Regions from separate parts of the Mus musculus genome. Here regions 1, 2 and 3 are each linked to region 4. Evidence: chromatin loops called from intact Hi-C (ENCODE). Cell type or tissue: gastrocnemius. All regions are shown on one strand. Each heading gives the region's core, and the rest is flanking DNA. Links, peaks and the distances in the headings are about the cores only. Region 1 has its middle 13 kb from the start of 2810030D12Rik. Region 2 has its middle 24 kb from the start of 2810030D12Rik. Region 3 holds the start of 2810030D12Rik (RIKEN cDNA 2810030D12 gene). Region 4 overlaps Mcf2l (mcf.2 transforming sequence-like).

Evidence for each region. Peaks named below come from ENCODE experiments on the same cell type or tissue, not always from the same donor. Only the 100,000 strongest peaks of a DNase experiment are listed, where the experiment ranks them.
Region 1: a loop joins it to region 4, with 9 times the contacts of the local background. A loop is called at or near these places in 16 of 42 quality-filtered maps.
Region 2: it touches region 4 in a loop (2.4-fold over the local background); 18 of 42 quality-filtered maps call a loop at or near these places.
Region 3: a loop joins it to region 4, with 4 times the contacts of the local background. A loop is called at or near these places in 15 of 42 quality-filtered maps.

The regions. Positions count from the first base shown.
Region 1 is chr8:13,211,062-13,217,182 of GRCm38, reverse strand. No RefSeq gene overlaps it. Among named protein-coding and RNA genes, the nearest start is that of 2810030D12Rik, 13 kb to the right of the region's middle. In gastrocnemius, for the core only: a CTCF peak has its summit at 3,067 (motif pointing right); DNase peaks (open chromatin) are centred at 3,093 and 4,042; H3K4me3 peaks cover 525 bases; H3K27ac peaks cover 2,385 bases.
Region 2 is chr8:13,221,475-13,227,595 of GRCm38, reverse strand. It overlaps a transcript of Adprhl1 not described here. Among named protein-coding and RNA genes, the nearest start is that of 2810030D12Rik, 24 kb to the right of the region's middle. In gastrocnemius, for the core only: no CTCF peak of the experiment used is centred there; DNase peaks (open chromatin) are centred at 2,509 and 2,658; H3K4me3 peaks cover 117 bases; H3K27ac peaks cover 977 bases.
Region 3 is chr8:13,200,268-13,206,388 of GRCm38, reverse strand. 2810030D12Rik (RIKEN cDNA 2810030D12 gene) reads right to left here and starts at 5,607. Exons shown (of 2, transcript NR_166508.1): 1 at 5,096-5,607; 2 at 4,599-4,701. It overlaps Grtp1 (GH regulated TBC protein 1), which reads left to right and starts at 5,765. Exons shown (of 8, transcript NM_025768.2): 1 at 5,765-5,908. The coding sequence starts at 5,862. In gastrocnemius, for the core only: a CTCF peak has its summit at 2,696; no DNase peak of the experiment used is centred there; H3K4me3 peaks cover 736 bases; H3K27ac peaks cover 3,368 bases.
Region 4 is chr8:12,976,073-12,982,193 of GRCm38, reverse strand. All of the region lies in intron 3 of Mcf2l (mcf.2 transforming sequence-like), which reads right to left. Among named protein-coding and RNA genes, the nearest start is that of Gm38671, 31 kb to the right of the region's middle. In gastrocnemius, for the core only: a CTCF peak has its summit at 3,267 (motif pointing left); a DNase peak (open chromatin) is centred at 3,266.

The DNA of each region.
Region 1 (6,121 bases), core at 1,016-5,015, 240 kb before region 4:
CAGGAGCAGCAGGTGAAACCCTTTAGCGTTACAGTTTTTGTGTGGTTGCTGGGGTCCCTTGTCCCTAAGGTGAGAAATGTTAACGGCTCTTGTGCAGGCCTGGGGGATAAAGAACTCTTAGCTCTGCGAGTGTCATAGGTCTTGTATAGCCCTAGAACGCTGTGATCCCTTAGTCCCTGGCAGCGACTAGCATCACAGCTACCAGGCCTGTGTATCCGAATCCTGTTGTAGGTGCTGCTGCTGTTAATTGAAGCAAGCGTCACTGTTCTGGGCCTGTTGGCCACCACTCATTCTCCTTTTGCTGCTTCTACTGCTCCGTTTTCCTGCTATCAGCTCAGCCAGCTCTACTAAACGCAAACAAAAGAGAGCACTTGACAAACACAGTTTATTGAGCCTAATGTTGCATCCTCAGGGAAGGCATCTTAGGAAGGGCTCTCGCCAGCTGAGCCATACGGCTTGCTTAGATGGTCAAAGAAAGGACTTCTGTGGCAATCACAGCAAACCTCTAAGGGAAACTACGGGCCTTGCATTACCTGTAGCGCAGTCCCGAAGTGCAAACGAAAAACTACTCTTGGCTGACCACAGCAGTCCTCCTATGCAAATAAAAGACTGTGTTTGCCCCAATCACAGGCCTTCTGCTGGGCTAGCACAGGAAAGGCTCCTCCTCTGGTGTAGGTAGAAAGGCTGTAGGGCTCTCTAGAGTTCAGTGACGGTTGGAATGGCATAAATAAAGTCTGTCGCAGATGAAATGGTTGGAGCTGGGCCTACAGCTGCAGCTCCAAGAGCTTAAGTTCATAAGCAGAGAGCGCCTGTGGCTGCAATATGGCTTCCTCGGGCCTCCTTTGGAGAACTCAGGGCAGCTGGCGCTGCATAAGCGCAGCTCAGTGAATGTATGTCAGGCACTGCTTCCTAAATATAGCCAGGGCTCCAGGGGCAAGTCTAAGGCTGACAATCTCAACAGCAAAAGGCGTGCTTTCAATCGAGGTGTATCATCAACAGGGCTTTTAAAAAAAGATTTACTTATATGTATATGAGTACACTGTAGCTGTACAGATGGTTGTGAGCCATCATGTGGTTGCTGGGAATTGAATTCAGGACCTTTGCTCGGCCTAAAGATTCATTTATTATTATGTGTGAGTTCACTGTAGCTGTCTTCAGACACACTTCAGGGTGTCACATTTGAGGGTGTCAGATCTCATTACAGATGCTTGTGAGTCACCATGTGGTTGCTGGTATTTGAACTCAGGACCTTTGGAAGAACTGGTGCTCTTAACGGCTGAGCCATCTCTCCAGTCCCTCATCAACAGGTTTTTTTTTATATTTCTTTATTATATGTAACTACACTGTAGCTGTCTTCAGATCTGATTATGGTGGTTGTGAGCCACCATGTGGTTGCTGGGAATTGAATTCAGGACCTCTGGAAGAACAGTCAGTGCTCTTAACCGCTGAGCCATCTCACCAGCCCTCACCAACAGTTTTATCAGCAACATTTAACATCATCTAACAACCCTTTTGTTGAGGTTAACTCTTAGCCAGAGATGGACAGGTTCTTCTAGTATGTGTCAAGGCCACACTTGGGTGACTTGCTACTTCAGTGGTGATACAATGTGGCCGGACATCTAAGTAGCCCAGGACACTCAAGGAGGCAGGGCAGAAAAGAAGTGAAGGGAATACCAGTTGTCACAGCCCACTGAAAGTCTCCTTCCCTCCTCCCCTCCCTCCTCCTTCTCCCTCCCTCCTCCCCTCCCTCCTCCCCCTCCCTCCCTCTAAAGCAGTCAGCTGTCAGTCTCTTCCTATGATAAAGTACAAAGGGGAGGACCCTTCACTCTGAAATGAGAAGGGACTCTGTCCCAGGGATGGGAGCCCTCCCCTGTGTGTACAAGCCCTTCTCTTAGTGAAGAGAGTAACAGGACCTAAGGAGCTGAGGACCTACCCGTGGCCAGAGCTTGGGGTGATCTGGCGACTTCTAGTCCAGAGAGGAAAGCCCTCACTGAGCCTTGACCCAACCTTTCTATAGATATATTTTAATTGTGAAAACTCTTTTTTTCACCTTTTTATTCTTTTATTTTATTAACATTGGTGTTCTACCTGCATGGATGTCTCTGTGAGGATGTCAGCCCTCCCACCCCCGTAACTGGAATTACACACAGTTGAGACTACCATGTGGATGCTTGGAATTGAACCCCTGGGTCCTTTGGAAGAGTAGCCAGTGCTCTTAACCACTGAGCCATCTCTTCAGCCTTAAGTTTGAAAGTTCTTAATGGAAGTCTTTGTACTTTTCTAAACATTATGAGAAAGCACTGATCACACCAAGGACTGCTCGCTTGTGTGTTAGTCTGCTGAGTGGTGGCTGTGGCTATGGTTTAGCTGACTCTATGATGACAATAAGAGCTTTTATTTTTTATTTATTTTTTACTATTTATTTATTTATTTATTTATTTAGTTAGTTAGTTAGTTAGTTATTGGTTGAGACAGAATTTCTCTATGTAGCCCTGGCTGTCCTGAAACTCACTCTGTGGACCAGGCTGGCCTTGAACTCACAGATATCCTCCTGCCTCCACCTCCGCCTCTGCCTCCTGAGTGCTAGGATTAAAAGCATGCACATGCTCCACCACTGCCAGGCATGGAACTTGCTCCATGCATCCAAAAGCGCATCATCACTAATTAACTCAGAGTAGTAGCCTGCTAGAAAATCCGTGTGCAGACTCCTGCTAAGAAAGCGTTGAGATAGCCGGGCGTGGTGGCGTTGAGACACTTCCCATACAAGCGCAGAGGGCTACAGGCAGCAACCTGCCTTTGTGCAGAGGGGTTTTGGCTCCATTTTGCTGAGGGCTACTTCAATGGTTCAGTCCCAGTGACACTAAGGGAGTGGGAAATCCCCTTGCCTCTGCCTTTCCCCTGTGACTTTTCCCCATGTCCTCGGGTTCTCTACATCTAGATTCTGTTCTCTGAGCTGGGTGCTGGACATTGTGAGAGACTGGGAGGCCCTGAAGTCATGTGGTGGATCAGTGTGCCTGTCCAGTTTTCTGTACCCAGGTCCCCGTGACTCTTGATTCTCAGGCGCCACCAGGGGGCACTGCTAACCTCCAGATGGCAGCATTGGCAGGGCTACAGGGCACAGCTGCAATTGTGCAAACCCAGCAAGTACAACCAGCTGCTGCCACTCTCCGTGGCCCTGCGACTTTACCAGACTAAAACTGAGGTGAATGGAGCATGGGGGAGGGGCAGGCATGGCACACAAATTCACAGGTCATTGCCTGGGTTTCTAGGGAGATGGGGTAAGACCTAGAACTCTAAATGGGACACTGCATTTAGCACTAAAACATTGCTGAGCACAATGCCTACTGGTATGGTTGTGGCAGGGGTTGGGCCTTCCATGCCCTGGCCTGATGTTGTCTTCTAGGAGGAACATACTTCCGGCCCCTGGCCCAGCCCCCAAAATGGCCCCTTCAGCAGAGGGGAGTATTGTGGTTTTGTTCTGCCTTGAGAGGATGGAAAAGCACTCTCGTTTAGCCACTTCCTGCCCTCTGTCAGGGCTCCTCAGTGCCTCTGAGAGTTCAACAGAAGGCCGCAGGATGAGGTGAAACCACCACAGATGAAGCAGATGGCAGAAAATAGTCATCTGTGGGCTTTCTGTGGTCAGCAACCACTGAGCACCCCAGTGAGCAGGTACCACGCGGCAGCTAGAGCAATGAGGAGAACAGATACGCTTGCTAGGTCATGGTGACCCCTCCTGAAGGCCTGAAGGGTCAGGGGACTCCTGATCGTGTGCTGGGACATAACAACAAGCATTGGGTCCACCATGTGACTACACAAACATCTCTGCCACCAGAGGTTCTGACTGGGAGAAAAATGGGAAACAAGATCAGTGACCATCTTTGCTCTTCAACTCCTCTGGAGCAGCGGAGTGCAGACTCAGATTGACCTGCGTGGAGGTTCATTACGTGGAAAAACTCCCGAGGGTTTCTGGTGGCAAAGGCTTGTCATCCTGATGCATCTCCTTACCAACACGGGGCAGGACCTCAAGCTTTCACTCTTTAGGTGACAAGGTAGGTCTCCTGGACGCTAGCCAGCAAGGCGTGAAGCCTGGACATACTCCCCCCCGCCCCGCCCCCCGCCCCGCCCCCCGCCCCCGCCCCCCGCCCCCCGCCCCCGCCCCCGCCCCCCGCCCGCAACAAAACAAAAAAGAGAAGAGGCAGAGTTTGCCTTATGGGACAAACATTCCTATGTGTAAGGAAGACATGGGTCCATTCACAGCAAGAAGCTACAAGAAATGCACAACACACACACACACACACACACACACACACACGCACGCACGCACGCACGCACGCATGCACTTCCACAAAGCACCAATAATCAAAGAACTGAGGAGATACGAGATTAAAGGGACAGAAGAGTAAAGCAAACATGGACCTGCTGAGGTGCAGACCCGATGTCCATGGTACTCCAACAGCCTCAGTAATGCCCAGCACAGCCTCAATGATAGCAGAAACAACAGCACCCGCAGCACCCGGTGGATAGGACGCTGATGCTCACCTCTGCCCTTGAAAAGCCTCTGTGTGACGACCATCCACGAGGAAGAGTTTAGGGTCATGCAGCCATCTGGGCATTGAAAGATACACTGTTCTGAGGCTCACACAGCAGAGCCACTGAAAACTGGAAACATCAAGTGGGTGAGTTTTATTGTATATAGGTCATATTTCTATGTTGCTAGGAGAATGTGAGGATTTACCAGAATTAAAAGGCATGGTACTTAAGACACAGTTCTGTGGTCAAGAGCATTTGCTGCTCTTGTAGAGGACCTGGGCTCAGTTCCCAGCATATAGTGCCTTACAACTGTCTGTAACTCCATTCCCAGGGGTGCCGATGCATTCCTCTGGCCTCCTTTGGTACTTCATGCTTGTGGTGCATGTATATGCATCAAAACACTCATAAAAGAAAAATAAAGAGGGCTGGAGAGATGGCTCAGCAGTTAAGAGCACTGACTGCTCTTCCAGAGGTCCTGAGTTCAATTCCCAGCAACCACATGGTGGCTCACAACCATCTGTAATGGAAGCTGTTGCCGTCTTCTGGTGTGTCTGAAAATAGCTACAGTGTGCTCAAATAAATAAATAAATCCTTTTTTAAAAACAGAAAAATAAAGTCTCAAACACAGCAGCAGCAACAGGCAACAAAATTTATTTATTTATTTATTTATTGTTTTTTGTTTGTTTGTTTGTTTTTGTTTTTGTTTTTCCGAGACAGGGTTTCTCTGTATAGCGCTGGCTGTCCTGGAACTCACTTTGTAGACCAGGCTGGCCTCGAACTCAGAAATCCGCCTGCCTCTGCCTCCCGAGTGCTGAGATTGAAGGCTTGCGCCACCACACCCGGCTGACAAAATTTATTACAAGCGAAGAATGCACACACACATAGGTACACAAAAACACAAATAACACACAGAGAGAGAATTAGAAACAGAGAGACAGAGGCAGAGAGAGAGAAACAGAGAGAGTCAGAGAGTAAAGTACAGAGAGAAAGACTCTCTGCAAAACAGAGAGGACACTGATAGCTAAATTCCCTGGGCCAACCTAGGTCTTTTAAATTGTTCTGTTGTTTTGGTAGCACAGGGCAAATTCCCCTCCCCTGATAGTGGGCTGTTCCGTTTAAACAAAGAAAGGGGAGTATATATGCCCACACTTTGGGTAAGCATGCTTAGGACAGGCCTTGTACATATCTGACCAGCTTGAACGGGAACGGGAGCGCTGGAAGGATCCCCCCCCCCAACACCCCCATAGCATCCCCAGGCCTTTTTTTTTTTTTTTTTTTTTGGTCTCAGGTCGGGAGAACCCGTTTGCCACCATGATTCTCTCTCTGTGACCTTTCCCATATCTCTCTGCCTTCTAGGGATGATGTTTATCTTCTGCTCCCGCAAAAGGAGAGAACTGACCCCTGAAAGTTGTTCCTCCACCTCTGCACCATTGTGTTCGGTGCCCCCCAAAACAAATCAACAAATAAATACATAGAAGAAAAAAAATTAAATACGAAAGTATGCTCGTCTTTTCGATGACTCTGACAGAAGAAAATCAAAGTGTTCTATTTGCATACTCAGAGCTCTTCCGAGTCGCTGAGCCCCTTGCGG
Region 2 (6,121 bases), core at 689-4,688, 250 kb before region 4:
AATTCAGCCGGCTCTGAGTCCCCAGCCCTGCTTGAGATCCTGTGTGCTGATATTCATGATGGGATAGTAGGCATGTGAAACCAGACCCACAGAAGACGTTGGCAACCAGGACAACACAGGAAGGGCGTGGCTGTGCCCAGCCTAGGGTGGGTCAGAGATGCTGTTGTCCTCTGTACAAAGAACATCCAACAAGAGAGTGGAGGCTAGATGTGGCTGGCAGAGGAGTGTGGTCATGTGACCTGTGGCCGGCAAGAGCTCTGTGCATGTGGGGCAGGCAAGCCTGGAAGAGGGGCAGGGAACATTTCCTGGGGCCAGCATCAGTCTGACACATCTTAAAGCTGTAGGGCCCTAAGGCTGAGGTAGATGGAGGCTAGGAAAGCTCCTATATGTCCAAGGGGTACAGTTAATAGGAGGAGGAATTTGGGGTACAAGGGCTTAGCTCAGAGGCACACGGTGTGCCTGTGAAACCCCAGATATCCGTACAGAAGCTTGTATCTGGGTCAACCCCAAGATGTAGAACTTAGCAGCCACCAGTTACAAGACGCCCTGGGAGAGGGAAAAATTGGCACCCACAGTCAAAGCCAACCAGCTCCCAGGACCGCACCACCTTACTTACCTCAGAGGCTGGAAATCTGGGACCACTCAAACCCACGCCACTACGCTCAGATCCCCTGAAGCCTGACAGCGGCACACAGCCTGCCCCACCCCAACCCCACACCCTCTGCCCAAGGCAGGCAGCTGTGAAGACTCGCAGGTGGCTTTTCAGGGAGCACAGACTCTTCAGAATCACCCTGCTGATGCTGTCCCCAGATGGTGAGCCCCCTTAGGTGAAAGGAGGTCTCCCTCTACCCAGGACAGCTTCCAGACCAGTCTGAAGCCCCAGATCGGTGTGAAGAGACGTGTCCACGGGCCACCTGAACAGGGAGACAGGTCAGGCAGTAAGACGGTGGCAACTGTTGCCACAGGGGCAAGCCTGAGCCCAGAGGCTACTGGCTCCTGAACTCTGAAACAGACCAATGGCTCTACAGACCAATGCCTTTCCACTCTGGGCCTCAGGGGAGTGTTGGGGCCGCCCCAGGATTGGTTTATCCCTGCAAAGACAGAGCAGCCACTGCAGTGATTGGCTTTTGTATCCTGACTGACTATGCAGAACAATGGAGCTCTTGGTGGCAGCTGCACAGCTGCGGCTCAGGATTAGTTATTTTTACCCAGTGCGCTGTACTTACTCAGAGTCGGCCAAGGCTTTCCGAATGCTCACAGCACTGCCCTTCAATACCCCTACTTAATGGGTCAGCTCTTTGAATGCATATGTGTCAGGCTGGCACAGGCCTCCCAGTAAGTGCTCAGGACCAGCCCCAGCCTGAAGGTCAGATAGGTCCTGACTCCTGAGAATGAGGCACAGGGGTCCTCCAGGAACTTTGATGTCCTCATCAGGGTTACTGTGGCTGTAATGAAACACCATGACCAAAGCAACTTGCGGGAGGAAAGGGTTTATCTGGCTTACACTTCCACATCATAGTCCATCATTGGAGGAACCCAAGATAGGAACTCACACAGGACGGGAACCTGGAGGCAGGAGCTGATGCAGACGCCATGGACGGGTGCTGCTTACTGGCTTGCTCCTCATGGCTTGCTCAACCTACTTTCTTACAACCCAGGACCACAGCCCAGGGATGGCACCACCCACAATGGATTGGACCCTCCCCCCCATCAATTGCTAGTTAAGAAAATGCCCCACAGGTTTGTTTGCCTGTCATCTTATGGAGGTTTTTCTCTTGAGGTGCCCTCCTATCAGATGACTCTAGCCTGGGTTGACATAAAATCAGGATGATCTTTAGCTTATAAAAATGAATGAGATATGTGACCGTTATGGGCTTTGGTTTTTGTTTTCCCACAGTTCCGAGAGCCCCAGGATCAGCTGTGGGAAGATAGCCATGGACGCGCAGATGCTAAAGAAGAGGATCAGCAGGACATGCGATGAGGCAGCCCGCACCATCCTCAGCAGCCTCTTGCTTTATGTCTTGGATCATGCAGATGGGCCCCAGAAGGTGGAAGACAGGACACACAGGACCAACCGCCCTTTCCAACTCCAGGAGGCGGGCCGGAGACCCACACGGTTCCAGCTTCTACAGGCTAAGTTCATGGGCACTGGCCGGGAGCTCCACCTCAAGAAGACCCGGGATGTGGGTCGGCTGATCTCTAAAGACAAGCAAGGACCTGGTAGGAGTTTTGTAAATGCCACCATCAACAAGCTCCTGGAAAAGACCAAGGAAGTGGGCAGAAGCTCCAGCCAGAGGACCCCAGCCAGTGAGAAGGTCCGGTGGAGCCCATCGAGCGGGAAGGGCACTGTGAAAAACATCCTGAAGAAGTTCCTGGCTGCAGAAGAGAAGGCGGCCAAGGAGAACGAAGTAGGTGAGAAGCCCCCTGCCCAGCGGCCTGGAGCTGCCAGGGGCCTCCTGCCAAGAATTGTGGGCCAGAGCTCCATCCTCTCCAAGCTGAGGGAAAGATTCGAACACAACAGCTGCCTGTACTCGGAGGCAGGCGTGCTGCCCCTGCACAGGGAGGGACTGAAGAGCAAGAACCTACAGAAGAGGAAAGTGCACAGGCCACAAGTGCGGGTGCTCCACGTGGCCACCATGGCTACCAGCTGCACCAGAATCCCCCCTGCCCAGTTTCTGGCCTGCACAGCTGAGCCTCTGCCAGCCCTCAGCATCGCCACCATCGTCTGCGGGCCCCAGAGCTGGTTGTCCCACTGTGCAAAACTTAGTCACTCGGAGTGCAGACGCTGGCCCACCGGGGCAGCCAACACGTTCTCCAACTCAGAAAACCTGGAGCCTGTTGGAAACAGAACACAAGGTCTCGAAAACAAGGAGAGCAAGGAACATCTCCTGTCCTCAGTGCCCCAGGCAGTGGTTGACGTGGGTTTCTCTGGCATACCTACTAATGGCAATGCTCTGCCTGGCCATGCACCAGTGTTGTCCTCACGTGGACTGGACAGCCCCAGAAGTACTGGAGCAGTTGGAAAGGACAGAACAGTGGAGCCCAGTACACAAGAGGTGGCAGCAGACGCACAGGGAGCAATGGATAATTTAAGAGGGGCCCCTGAAATTGCCATGACTGTGAGCAGCTCTGAGGATGAAGCCGAAAGGACAGCCTCAGGCTTGGAAAGAGAGCCCTTCTTTGCCACCCAGAGGCACCTGCCAGAGCAGGAGGCTGTGATTCAGATCCACCTCCTTGCCCCGCTAGCAGTCCAGGCTGAGCGGCGAGCACAGCCCGCTATCAATCCTCCACAAATCACCGTGCAGCTTCCCATCGTTCATGAGATGCCAGCCTCTCCTGGTCGTGAAGACCAATGTTCTCCGGTTGTGAGAAGAGAGGTCATGGCTGGAACTGAACAGGCGGCATCTTCCACTGTGACCAAGGATAGGAGGGGTCCCCCAGCCCCAACAATGCAGAGTCACCCCTGTGGGGTACCCGTGAGTCTCTGTCCTGCAACTCAGTACGGACTCCAGGAAGACCTAAGAGATAGCGCCAGCGTAGGAGGTGATGCCTCACAGAGGTTCCTAATACCAAGTCCTTCCAAGACGTTTCCTGGTGGAACAGAGGGAAAACAGAGCCCTGAGAAGTCACATGACCTCAGGAATTGCAGTGGTGACAGCCCTTCCACGTACCTCATTGCTGGGAGAAGCTATGCAGGAGTGGGCACCTGCTCGACCACTGGCCTCCAGCAAGGGACATCGACCACGATGATGGTGACAAGCCAGGACTGCATACGGCCTGACGGTTCTATAGCACTGGAGAAGAGCATCCAGTTTGGACAGGAAGAGTGCCAAGGACCCCAGAATGAGTCAGCTCAACCACCAGGCAGAACTCAGGAAAACAGCAGCCATGATTTGGGTAGCAACAGCCAGACCACATTAAATAATCAGTCTATTGCAAGGATCAAAGCCTCTGGAAAGGCAATAGGGACTGTCACTGATCTCACAGTACCACAGCCAAGTAGTACTCAGCACCCTGAACTCAAGACAGCAGCATGGCCAACTGGTACTCAGGACACTGAACTCAAGGTGGTACCACATACGGGTGACTCCAAGGAGGTTGAATACAAGACAGTGCCACAGACAAGTGCCCAAGATGTTAGACATACGCAAATGTCATGGGCATGTGGTACCCAGAACGATGCACACAGGATCACACTACAGCCACATGTTCCCCAGGGTGTGGAGCCCAACACAACGCCACACCTTGGTGGTTCCCAGGAGCCTAAACACGAGGTAACACTGGGGCCAAGCGGAGCCCAGAATATTGACCACAAGACACCACAGCAAGATAGGACTCAAGATATTAAACTGACGACACTGCGGCCAGGTGGTGCCCAGGACCCTGAACATAAGATGGTGTCACAGGCAAGTGACATCCAAGGTGCTGGACACAAAACAACCACATGGGCAGGTGGTGCCCAAAACACTAGACAGAAGGCGTCTTCACAGCCGGGGGGTGTGCAGGGCACTAAATACAAGATAGGTGTTACCCCAGACACTGAGCACGAGGTGACCGCACAGGCTGGTGATGCCCAGGATGGAGAAGAAAGCCCTGAAAAGAAGACAACACCATGGTCAGGAAGCGTCCGGGACTATAAAGACAAGATAACACAAGGACCCCACAGCCATTCTTCTTTGGTATCAAGCAGGTCCTCAAAGCATGCGAGTAGAACCACTGAAGACCTAACGGGGAGCCGTCCCCTAATGTCGGCAGCCCCAGTCGTTCAGACACAGGAAGCTGGGGATTCTTGCCTGATGTCTACTAAGTCTCCCCTATGTGTTTCAAGTGAGTCACGGAACAAAATTACAGCGGTGGAAAGAGACCCTCTGTGCCAAAGCACAGCATCCCCAGAGCCACAAACAGAACCAGCAGAGACTCTGGACCACTCGCCGCGGCCCTCTGTGGGCCCACGGGCACTGGACAGAACGGATCCTGAGAAAGAACAATATCTTTCTAGGGCGGCACACTCCCCTACAGGACCAGCCGCAAAGGGAGAGACCAGGCAGGTGGGGCTAGCCCACAGTCCAGAGCCTCCTGTTCCCAACCAGAAGGTAGAGCATAGGTCTGCCCCCCAGGCAGAAACCTTGGGAGGTGAAGCCAAAGAGATGCTGCCAACACAGGCAGACGTGGGCAGGCCACAGAGACAGCTCGGATCGGAGGAAACTGGTACAGGACATGTACGGTTACACCAGACTGGACAGTCAGATGTACTGTGTGTGGTAGATCCTCAGGCATGGGCTTCTCAGGACCCAGTAGCTAATGAAAAGATACCGGTGGAGGAGAATTCCTGTCAGCACAGGGACAGGACTCAGAAACATCCCTCAAGACCACCAAAGAGGCTGGAAAAGAGCCCAACTCAAGGAGGAAGTCTCCAGGCTGGCAAGAATCTAGCTACCCCAGGGAACCCTACGAAGTCTTGTGGCCTGGCTTTGCAGAAACAGACCCAGCGTCAGGGACAGGCCAGCCACCCAGTACCTCAGGCTTCGGGACCTGACAGCACTGCTGAAGGAGTCCTGACTGCTGGCACGAGTGGGGAGCCTCCCAGACGGGGCCCCTCATTTGACAATCAGCAAAGCCTGGTTGCCCAGCACCTGCCCAGAGAAACCCAGAGTCTGGCTAGTAGCAGGACCACAGCCGGCTCCCTGGAGAACACACATGACGCTTCCTGGCTCACATCTAAGGCTGGGAGCCACCCACTCTTCCAATCCCTTGCCCAGGACGGGCCCCCAAGTGCCCCTAGGGCAGAAAAGGGCCTGTCAGACCATAAGCACCCCAGGTCGGTGCACTTTGCAAAGTATCGCGCCCAAAGCTTTCGGGACCAGGCGGCCTTCGATCTGTCCTTCAGGCCCACAGCCCTCAGGGCCAGTGACGCCTTTGAGCCTCCAAAGTGAGAGCTCACCTTGAGTCAACAAGTCTGTCTCTAACTGAACGTGACTTTGAGCATCCCCCTCCCCAACCCCCAGCCCCGAGAAAATGTAGACAGACATTAGTGTCTCTCATTTCTTCTCTCTTCACATGAACCAATCCTGGGGATGCATACAGGTGGTGCTTGCGCATGTTCGAGGCAGGTGTGAGACCC
Region 3 (6,121 bases), core at 815-4,814, 220 kb before region 4:
GTGCCTTTTGCATCTGCTCAGGTGACTCTACATTCGGTGACTTCAGGATCTCTCTCTCTTTTTTTTTATAGAATTATTTATTATATGTAAGTACACTGTAACTGTCTTCAGACACAACAAGAGGGCTTGTCAGATCTCATTATGGATGGTTGTGAGCCACCATGTGGTTGCTGGGATTTGAACTCAGGACCTTTGGAAGAGCAGTCAGTGCCTCTTTCAGTGCTCTTAACCCCTGAGCCATCTCTCCAGCCCCAGACTTCAGGATCTCACAGGGATGAAGTCGCCAGCTCAAAGGCATGGGGACCTGAGGTTGGTCATGCTGCCACCCTGCTTTCTCCTGTAAGTCAAGTGACCTGTTGAAGTCACTCTCACAGGTCTGGCTGAGCTAAGCCAGTCCTTCCTAAGACCCTGAGGCTAGGGTGAAGTGGTAGCCTAGATGGCCCCTATTTAGACCCCTACTTAGGCCCTGTGTAGGCCTCACCCAAAGTGCTAAGTAGGACCTGGGAAGTTCTGAAGGAGAGGATCTGAAGATTCAGGGTTTTGCTTGTTTGTTTTCTTTTGTTTTTGAGACAAGGTCTCACTCTGTAGCCCTGGCTGGAACTCAGTATGTAGACCAATAGACCAAACTGGCCCAGAACTCATAGACTTACCTCAGGACTCGTAAGTGCTGGTATTAAAGACATGCACAATCTGAACATTTTCTGGGGTCACTGGGGTCCCCCTCTAAGCTGATCCATTCATCACTATTCATGGCTCTGCACTGCCCCACTGCCTGGACACGGAAGCAGTAACTCTCCTGAGCCCTTTGCAGAGAAAAGTGTGCACTGTGACCTGGTCCTCAGGACCGCAGCATCTGGACAGGTGGCGTGCGTCCTGCCTCACTTCTACATTAGGAAGCTGCCCAGGGCACAGGGCTGGGGTGGAAGCCAGTGGAAGCTTCCAAGAGGAAGGATGGAAAATTTCAAACACAAACAAAAGTCTCCCCAGAGGATCATCCAGCCACAGCAGATGTTATAATTCTTCTCCTTTTTATTTAGCGGAAGGGTTTCATGTTAGCTTTTGTCTGTCTGTCTGTCTGTCTGTCTGTCCTAGTGCTGAGGGTCAAAGGCAAATGTTCTACCACTGGGCTGTCCTGCTGCTGGCCTTAGCCCCCGTCAGTTGGAAGGTCTTTAAAGCCGCGTGCAGACTTTATGTTCTTCTCTTGTGAGATTGCTCAAGAGCCTGCCAAAGGCACAGAAGCTGAGGACTGAGAGTGGTTGGCAGTAAGTGGTAAACTTATACCTGAGAAAAGAGCAGTGTGTGAGAGCCCTGACCATCCTGGCTGTAAGGTCACAGGTCACGGGAGGGACAGAAAGCTTTTCTGTCAGAATCAGAAAAGCGGGTGTGGCACTGGATGAAGGGTTGTCGAGAGAACTTGCTGCCCAGAGGGGCCCTGCTCAGAGTAGGGTAAAGGCGAGGGACAGAGCCACGTGGATCAGCAAAGACACCTGCGTAAGCTTTTTGAAGCAGAGGGCAGGGCTGGAGGGCCTACGTCTGGCTTGTCACATGAGCTATGGTCAGTTGCATCCAAAGTACTAGGCAAGGAGCTGTTTCTTTCAGCACAAATCAGGGATGTTCATTATCCATCTGCTTTCAAGCTAACGGGGGATAGATGAAGTCCAACGAATCATTCTTTTAATAAAAATAATTAGCTGAGGAGGGAAGAAGGAATCATGTCTCCACCCATAGCTGAGGAGCCAGCTGCTGGCTTCAGGAAGAGGGAGAGTCAGTTCCTTTATGGGCGTGGCCCTTAGGTTAGTCACACTCCACTCATGGCCACACCCACGAGTTTATGGGTAGAGCAAAATAGACTGAGGAGGACACAAGGAAAAGGGAGTGGCCAGGAGTGGTGGACTAGCAGAAGAGAGTGCTTGCTGCTATTGCAAAGGACCTGGGTTCAGTCTCCACGACCACATGGTGGCTCATGACTGCCTGTAGTCATTTCAGTTCTAGGAGATCCAGAAGTCTTCTGGCTTGCAGGGGCACCTGCGCACATGGTAACCTGTGGCCCATCAGGGTGTCGCACACTTTGCTTTGTAATTTCTGTGAGGAAACTGTAGACAACCCAGCCCCACTTAACTGGTCTGAGAGTTCTGAAAAGAATGGTGTATGACAGACAGACTGGATCAACAGCTTCAAGCAGCCCTGGGCGTCCTCTCTACCCCCAACTCCCATATGACAGGCAGAGTGTGTGGTGGTTCAAATGCTAACCACCACCACCCCCCCCCCCTCCCCGGCTCATGCTTGGTCCCCAGTTGGTGGAACTGTTTGGAAAGGATTAGGAGGTGTGGCCTTGTTGGAGGAGGAGGTGTGTTACTACTGGTGGGTTCTTGAGGTTTCAGAAGCCCAGGCCATTTCTCCTCCTCCTCCTCCTCCTCCTCCTCCTCCTCCTCCTCCTCCTCCTCCTCCTCCTCCTCCTCCTCTTCTTCTTCTTCTTCTTCTTCTTCTTCTTCTCCTTCTTCTTTTAAGATTTATTTATATTATGCACATGAGTACACTGTTGCTGGGATCACACACACCAGAAGAGGGCATCAGATCCCATTACAGATGGTTGTGAGCCACCATGTGGTTGCTGGGAATTGAACCCCTAGAAGAGCAGCCAGTGCTCTTCACCACTAAGCCATTTCTCCAGCCCAAGCCCAGGCCATTTCTGGCTAGCTCTCTGCCTCCCACTTGTGGGTGAGATGTGAACTCTCGGCTACTGCTCCAGTGCCATGCCTGCCAGCTTTCAGACATGCTCCCCACCATGATGGTATAGACTCTAGTCCTCTGAACTTATAAGCACCAATAAACTCTTTCTTCTATAAGTTACCTTGGTCATGGTGTCTCTTCACAGCAATAGAAAAGCAGTTAAGATGGGGACTGGAAGGGGATGGGAACCAGGGAGCTGATGCAGTCTGGCTGGTCACCTAGGTAGTTGGTACTGCAGACATGTCAGTGGGTTCAGCTGTTGCCATCTTTATTCATCCACAGCAATGCCTCATCCACTCTTCTTGGGTCTGTCTCCATTTGCTTTACTCTGAGGGAACAGCCTCAGAAATGCTTAACTCCTGAAGTAAAGCTAGATTTCTCTCAGACCCTGGGTCCTTGTGCTGAGTTTGCACTGCCCCGTGCTGTCTACCCCAGGCTTTAGAGTGGCTTCTTCAGAAGGTAGCTTAGGACTGGGAAGGGTATGGAGGACCACTGTGGGCCACTGTGGGTCAGGCTATGTTAAGATACATGGTGGAGGTGGGTATGCAGTGAGAGAGGCTACTTATTTAGAGGCACTCAGCCTTTAGGTTTCCTAGCCCCATAGGGGAGCTTGGTGAGATAAGAGGACCAACCTCTGCTGGAGCCTTCTATCTTCCCTCCCCACTCTTCCTCCAGGGCAGCTGTTCTTATCGAACTAACTTCGGCTAGTGCCAGCATCCCACCCTGTGGTCATGTTTGACCGTGAAACTCTCACAGTGGAGAGCATGCCTTCATTCTCAAGTTTAAGTGTAGGAGGCCCATAGATGTTTCCCAGCCTGCATGAGAGCCACAGGCCAGGACCACTCCAGGGATCCATGTGGGACTCCCAGGCTCCATCAGCAGAAGGGCAAGAGTCACAGAGAGAGGGGTATTAGAGATGTCATTTGGAGGCTAGGGTGCCGGACTGAGAGGTGGGAGCTGGACATGGAAAAGGGACAAGGAGGGGGCTATCATATTTGACCTTGCAAATGTCTCTTTTATTTGTTTTGGTTGCAACAGCCAGTCACAGGGAAGTCACAGGGAAGAAAGACTTAGGCTTGGGAGGCAGAAGAAGGAGGATCTCTGTGGTTTCAAGGCCAGCCTGGTCTACATAGTGAGCTCCAGGATAGAGAAGTACAGACAGAGACCAGGTCTCAAAAAGCCAACCAACCAACTAACCAACTAACCAACTAAATCAACAAGAAGGAGGAGGAGCGGGAAGAAGAGGTAGAAGAGGAGGAGGAGGAGGAGGAGGAGGAGGAGGAGGAAATATGGAGGAGGAAATGTTCCAGCTCTGTGTGGTCAGACCAAGGGGAAAGTTGTGTATGAAGAGAATGTAGTCCAGTCTGTGGTCTGAGTCACCACTGGGGAAAGGTCAAGGTCAGAGCACTGGCAAGGACACTTGGTGTTAAAACACTGTTCACTGCTGGGCTGAGCTGATCTCTGCACGTTTTTCCCCAGAGGCAGCAAGCACTCTGGGCGACTGTGGGAGCTAGAATTTGGGGTTCTGCTCATGCCAGCACTAAGTTTCATCCAATGTCAACAGAGAAGCTCAAATCTGCAGCTCTAACTGGATTTTCAGGTTCATTTCTTGCTGTATTCTAAAAGAAAGATGGGGCTAGATATGGTGGCATGTGCCTTTATTCCCATTGCTCAGGATGTGTGTGTGTGTGTTAGGCAGGCACAGGTAGATCTCTCTGAGTTCAATACCAGCCTGGTGTTCATAGTGAGTTCCAGACCAACCAGAGCTACACAGTGAGACACTGCCCCCCCCCAATAAAAGAAAGTAAAAAGAATAAAATAAATAAATAAATACAAAATAAAAGAAAGAAAGATGGAGGCACCAAGGCTTTGGTAGAGAATCCTTGTTCAGCAGAGTTTGGTCAAAGCAAGGAGGAGGGAAAGCAATACAAACCTCAGGTTTTCTCATCTGTCTTACAGTAGTCTCAAAACCTAGAGAAAATGAAGTAAAGGGCAGAGCTGCGTATGTAGCCTTGAGAGAGAGACAGAGAGAGGGAGAGAGAGAGAGAGAACCGGTCCCACCGGGTGCTGCCTGTATTCTTGGCGCTGAGGTCAGGATCATTTACAGTGGGGTATCCAAGTGTCCCAGTGGACCAGGCTAAATTCTAATCCCACCCCCACCCCACCCCCGCCGCTTCCTGCTAGGTACTTTGAAGTTTCTAACTAGTTCAAGTGAGTTCCCAAAGTCCAGCTGAGGGTCATTCCAACTACAGTCAGCTGAAGGTGGGTAGCACCTTCTAAACACCACAGAAAAGTGCTTCTGCAACGTCCGATCCGTCCCACCGCTGACCACAGGGCCCGAAGGCGCCAAAGCCCTATGCTTTACCTCGGCACGGTGAGCATTCATAATCCAAACATTCCTCCACAGGTTTCCGAGGGCACCTCGCTAAGAAAGGCAGTCAACTGGTTTCCAAGCCCAGAGTCTGAAATCTCAAGAAACGGACGGCGACAGGGACCACGAAAGAAGCTCGGCACCGCGGCACTGTGACCCTGCAGTAGCGCACACAGCTGGGGCTTCCCTAGGCGAGGAGAGATGGTAAGGCGGCAACTCTTTCCAAGGCTAGACCTCGGGTTCCAAGGTTTGGAGAAGCGAGTACCCTTTGATGGTGGCCCTCAAAAACACCGTATGTTCTCAGCCTCGACAAGCAAGGAAGCAAAGTGGAAAAACAAACAAACAAAAAAACCCTCCTTTTTCAGCATCGGAGCTGGAAGTCCGAAGTCCAAAGTCCAGTCTGCCAGGCACTGAGGCTTGAAGGATATTTAAAATCCTGCAAAGTGGATCCAGGTCTTCTAACCTCGGCATAGGTTTCCATCTCCATGGATTTTCAAATCCCTAGTGCCAGGCTGCAGCAGGTGCACTCGGTTCGGGTCCCTAGGCGCTCCCATCTCCGACACCGCCCCCACCCCAGCCCCGCTCCGTCCACTCTACCCCGCCCCGCCCCCACTGACTCCGCCCCTCGTCCCCACCCCGCCCCCGTCTCGGCCACGCCCCCGCCGGAAGCACTCGCGCGCCCCGGGGCCAGCGGCGCACCGGGGTCCAGCGCTCGGGGCTGCAGAGGTTGTGAGTCCCGCGGTCCCTGGCCCTTCTCCGCATGGATCCCGCAGAGCGCGCGCAGGCGGCGCGAGCTCGGGTGCCCAGGTGGGTGCGGAGGCCGCGCGCGCGGGGTGCTGGGCGCCCTCTCCGGACTGGGTCTGAGCCAGTCGATGCTGCGCGGGGGACGCGCTCTGGTCCACGGAGAGCGAGGGGCATGAGGGGGTGGAGGGGATGGAGGAGGGGAGGAAGAGAGGAAGGGAAGGTGAACTGAGGATGGACGGAGGGGCGGACCGAGGGGTGTCGGGTGTCGGAGCTCTT
Region 4 (6,121 bases), core at 1,383-5,382:
GTAACAGGGTTTATTTTGGCTTACACTTCTTATTGTTCATCAGTGAAGGAAGTCAGATAGGAACCCAAACAGGGCAGGAATCTGGAAGCAGGAGCTGATGCAGAGGCCATGGACGAGTGCTGCTTATTAGTTTGCTCCTTTTCATTATAGATCTGCATAAGAGTGGCCACTAATAACCACATAACACAAGCAATACTAGATTGTCTTGAAATCTCCTCTGCCAACACCAGTAATTAAAAAACTCTTCAACTTAGCCTCAGGGAGATTTTTTTGGACAAGGATAGAAAGCAGCCACATTCTTTGCCAAAATATCATATGAAATGGTTTATTAATATTCTCCTCTGAAACCTCTTGCACTGAGCCATCATAATCTACATTGCTCGCAGAACCACTGTCTCCCATGCTCCTACCAGTATGGCCCATTACTCTCTTCTCAAAGCATTCAACTGCGATCCTAATCCAAAGTCCACATTCTGCCAATGAGCAGCATGGTCAGGCCTGTCACCGTGATACCCGACTCTGGGTACCAACTTCTCTCTTAGTGTTTTATTGGTGTGAAGAGACACCATGACCACAGCAACTCTTATAAAGGAAAACTCTTATAATTGGGGCTGGCTTACAGTTTCAGAGGTTTAGTCTATTGTCAGCATCACAGGTACCAGTCCCTAAATATTATCCTTGTGTTATTGTGCTATTCAAATGCTGATTTCTCTGCCCTCTATCTTGTTTCAATCTGGACACAGCATTGTAACGCTTAAGTCAAGAATCTCCTGTTTCAAGTTTATGTAAACAATGCTCACCATTTATTATCTGCCTTGTCAACAAATCTGATTAGCCAATGCCTGGGCTAGAAGAGAGACTAGGGTGGGACATGTGCCAGCCAGGGGAAGGAGAGAGAAAGAAGAGTAACAGATTGAGTCACAAGGAGGGAAGAGAGCAGACATCATGAGAGTTCAGTTAGAGCATGGAAAGCTCTAAATGCAAGTATTATGGGGTTTTAACTGGGAGGTAGCCAGATTAGCTAAGAGGGTTAAAATATATCATTTGACTGCCTAGGTATTGCAGTAAAGCCTTAAGCTAGTCTTGATCTCTCTGTATCACTATTGGGGAATTCGCTAGGATAAAGAAAAGCAGCTACCATATTAATTTATAGCATACATATGCATTAAAATCAACATTTAGAGGTATATTTATGGATGGTCTACCCACTGTAGCTAGTTGATGGCTTGGCAGTTGAGCCTGGCCAGGCACCTGTATCCTCATTCCCTCTGCCCAGCAGCTCACAGTTGGGTACAGAGAACTCCTGGGGCAAGAGGTTCCATCACGATTCCAGCCAGCTGGGACCAGGCCCCACTTTCTGGGTGAGGACCTTTTGACTTTCTGTGTGGCTATGGGCCAGGTGTGGGACTAACAATGCCACAGTCCTTGGCCAAGGCTTCATGGTGACTCTGTGAAGGTGGGGCTCTATCTTGTTAAGCACCGAAAAGTTTTTTTTTTTTCCCCCATTGTCACAGAGCCCAGATGGTTGGACCTACCACACTTGGTCACTAGGACACAATGGCTGCCTCCTAGGGTCACACTCACTGAGGAAATCTTGGAATGAAGCAGCCTCACTTTCCTTACCATCACTGGCACCCTCCAGCCTCAGAAAGCCACAGCCCTATCCTGTGTCCTTCGACATGGGCTCAGGCAGTCCCTCCTCCTGTTGCCAACATTTCCCTCCTTCCCTCACATGCCAGGGAGCAGGAGCACTAATGTATAGGATGAGAAGGCTCAGCTGAAGGTGGACCCATCCTCACAGTGTCTCTTGCAAGCCAGGCACTGGATATGGCCTCAGGAGGATGGCGGTGGTCTCCTCGGGCTCCTGAAGGGAGTTGCCCTGGGCCTTGAAAGACAGCTATGGCTGTCTAAAGGTGAAGAACTGGAGGAGGCAGCATATGGGGGCCTCAGATAGAGACCTGCCCCCCACTGTGGTCCTCAGCCCTAAAACATGCAAGGTAGGCTTCCGAGGTGGGCATGCTAGCTAAATTTGAGGGTTACTTTATCAAAAAAAGGCCCAGAAGTCTCACAAAAGCTGTTTCAGGAGTGTGGAATTTGCTGAAACCTTCTTTGAGGCCATTGTTTTGAAGGCCCGAGGTCTGTCAACACCACAGAAAGAGCAGTCATAGAGTGACAGGCACAGAGCCAGGGTCTGTCCTGCAACAGACATAAATGCCCAGCTGGGTCATAATTCCGCAAAGACCTAGCTCAGCAGGATCTTCTCATTGGACCCAGTAGGGGCATCAGGAGGCCCTACTCCATCTCACATTGGTTTGGGGCAGCAGAGGTCAAATACCCCAAGCCCTGTGACATCAGTGAGAAAGGCCCTACAAGAACTCATGCTATGTCCTCTGGGCATGGCGTGGTTGCTTCCCTCTTTAAATCAGAACACCTGTGAGTACTCACAAGCTCAGACCTACTATCCCCTCATAGAAGGAGTGGGTGGGGGGAGTCACTGGACTCCACCTGAGATTCTAGGCACCCCGCTCCTACCCGCCTCCCTGCACATAATCCTGTCTGGCTCTACATGGTTTGGGGTTGCCTTTACTGTGGTGCAGCTGTTCGGGGGTAACCCATGAACATGTAAGAAACCCAGACAATGCATGACTTTGAAAAGACGGACTTGGATGGACCTTTCTTGGCTTGTCATCGACATCATCTGCCCAGGAGAAGTTAGCCCTTATAGTTCTCATCAGTAGGTGCATCATGGGTAACAGTAAACACTCAAGGGCCAGCAGCAAGAGTGAGCGGGTGTTGGGGCTGGGGTACAGCAACCAGCACTAAGAACCCACGACCTGAATCCATGAACACTGGCATCCCAGTGGTTGGTAGAGGGCTGGTCAAGGCGACATGTTCCCCTGTGGTGCCTGGATGAAGGGAACAGGCATGTGAGATCAGCAGAGGGGGTGGGGGCCTGGAGAGAGGCAGCTGGAGTGAGCTGACCAGAGGCCCAGGGGTCTCAGGATAGGTTCACCACAGATGGAACCTCTCTTGCCAGTGGGACATGTCCCCTTGATTGTGTAATGTCTCGTCCTACCCAAGTGTCACTGTCTTAGTGACACTGGTATTTAAAAGCAGGTGTTGGAATACAGTGTACAAGATTTACAAAGGAGTTATAAGGATGGAAGGGGTGGGGGAGGGGGAGTAAGTGAAACCAGGCCAGACAGAGGAGCCATGGGGCTCACAGTAAACCTGACTTGACAATGGTTTGACTAATGGCGCCCTCGTGTGGTCAGTATGAAGCTGCACATTCAGGAGGGCACTGGAGGTGGGTCATTAACTACCCTCTGGGCTCCTCCTACCAGGTGCCCAGGCCTCACAGCTGACTGCCCAGAGAGCATAAAGGGACAGTTTGTGAGGGCCCAGTAAGTGCACAAGGGCAGCGCCAGGACAATAAGGCCATATTCCCGAGGTTACCCATCTTCCCTAGGCTGCCTGGTTGGCTCCTGTGGGTTCAGATTTTGTTTGTTTGTTTGTTTGTTTGTTTGTTTTAGCATTGGCTGAGGATGCCTGGAGTCAGCCAGCAGACTCACAGTTTTATTAGACTTTCCTGAAACACATGGGACCTGGTCCTTCTGGGCAGGAACAGGGATGGGGTCACAGAACAGGGTGGGCTCCTCCCACCTGTGCATAGTATTACTTATGCCTGGCTCTGGGCCGGTGTCCCCAGCCCCAAGGCTCCCTGGGGCACAGGTGCATGCTATGCGCTGGTGGAGGGCAGAGGGACTCAAACACTCAATGATCAAAGTACTCCTGGCTCTGGAGGACAGGGAGACTGATGGAACCCACAGGTCAGCAGCAGCCACTGGGCACAACCAGCCCCTCTCTGAACATTGGAGAAGAATCAGAGCCTCTGATGTCAAAAATGGTGTGAATATACCCAACTCACAGCCATCTTGGCTCAGGAGCCTCTGCCCTCACTTTCCCTGGTCTCTCTGTCAAAAGCTCCTGTGAGCTCTGTCAAATCAATCTGTGCTCAGAAAGAACTCATCACACCTCACAAAGAAATTGTTGCATGTGCACATGCGTGTGTGTGTGTGTGTGTGTGTGTGTGTGTGTAGTGGGGGAGTTGCCACTCACTGTCTCCATTGTGGCTTCAGGGCACTTGTTAGTGTCCTCCCTGAGGGCTGCCCAAGGCTGCCAAGATCTTTCTCCTCAGGCACCCCTTCTACTTTGGATTAACAAGTAGTATTCTGACACACTGGCTCCCTCTCAGCCACTGTCAACTCCCTGAATAGCAGCTAATGGCACTGTGTGACAGGGTGGAGGAAGGGCCTGGGGAAGGCCACCAAGAGCCACTATTTGTGCCTCCCCGAGTTACCGCATGGTACAATGGCACAGACTCTAGCAGGGTGATGGCAGCTCTTCTTCCTCTTGAACAAAAGACCAGGACAGTCACTGCCCTTGCCTCTGAACGCCAGGCATGTGCTGGTTACATGACACGTGTCACAGACTGCAGCTGCCCAGTGTGGCAGCCCCTAGCCATGTGTGAGCAGAAACAACTACTTTGTTTTCTTCCATTTTAACTTTAAGCGGCCACACGTGGTCAGTGACTATCACACTGGATGGCAGTTACAGAGGAAGATAACTAATGAGTGATGGAGAGGAAGTGGCCTCTGGTGGGGTTAGGAGAATGCGACTCAGAAGAACAGGGCGGGACCGCATGTGAAGGTCCCTGCAGAGAGTCTTCAAGAGCAGAAGTCGCAGGGACTCCTGGGAGCTTCAGAGGCTTTCAGCGCTCAAAGCACTGGACTTCACAAATGAAACGCTGCTGTGGGAAGCCGAGGTCTCGAGCAGTCTGTGAGAGCCAGGGACGAGATGGCAGGCTTGTCCACGTGAGTGTCCTCTGCAGTCCTCTTGTCCTGATCCAAAGCTGGCCGTGGGGGCTGAGCTCCCCTTGGAAGCCACACACGGTGACCATCCAGGTAAGCATTGTCACAGACAACAGCAGGGACAGCAGGAGGATGTCCTGGATCATTTTTTATCAACTTGACACGCGCTAGACTCCTCTGGGATCAGGAACTCTCAGTTGAGAAAATGCCTCACTGAGACAGGATCAGGCTGCAGGCAAGCCGATGAGGTACTTTCTTAATTAGTGATTGATGAAGGAGGGTCCAGCCCTCCTTGTGGGTGGTCCCATCCCCAGGGCTGATGGTCCTGGGTCCGATAAGAAAGCAGGCTGAGGAAGCCGCAGGAACAAGCCTGTAAGCAGCACCCCTTCACGGCCTCAGCATCAGCTCCCGCCTCTGGGTTCCTGTTCTGGTTTCCTTCAATGACTGCACAGTGCTGTGAAAGGGTGAGCCAAAGCCCTTTCCTCCCCAAGTTGCTTTTGGTCATGTTCTTTCATGATAGATAGCAAAAGTCACCCCAAGTCAGACAGAGGAGCAGACTCTGGGTACATGAGACTCAAGGAGACTGTCACCAACAGGGACGAAACATGAAGGCATTGATTACTATTAATCAAGTAACTGCCCTTCATGGCAGCAGGGCCCCAACCAAGAAAGCATGGGCCCCCAAGTCCGCCTGCTGACAGGCAGGTACACTTGGCCCATCTACACTGCGGAGAAAGCAGTAAACAAGGCCAATGTGAAGGACACCCCTAAAGCGCGGCTGGGCGAAAGGCGAGCTGAGACTCAGGGTCACACTGCCCACCACACGTGGGATCTTGAGGTTAACCAACCCTCATCTGTGGTTCCCGGTGAGGAGGAAGCAGAGGCAGAGATTGGGCATTTAACACCAGCGTGGCAGTGGCTTAGCACACGCATGGTTGCACACACGCCCTCTCTCCCAGAACACTCACACTCCATGGAAACTTCCATCTGAATGCATGGCACATCTGGCTGCTTTGGGGACTGTGTGAATGGCCAGTCAAATAGGGAGAGTCAAACAGGTATTCTAGAAGACAGCATCTACGCTCTCTGAGTTCTGCCTCTGTATCCCACTTCCAATGGTCCTCACAAGCCACGAGTCATCTCAGTGAGCATGTGCCTCTGCATACGTGTGTGTGTGTGTGTGTGTGTGTGTGTGTGTGTGTGTGTGTGTGTCTGTGTCTGTGTGTCTGTGTGTCTGTGTGTCTGTGTGC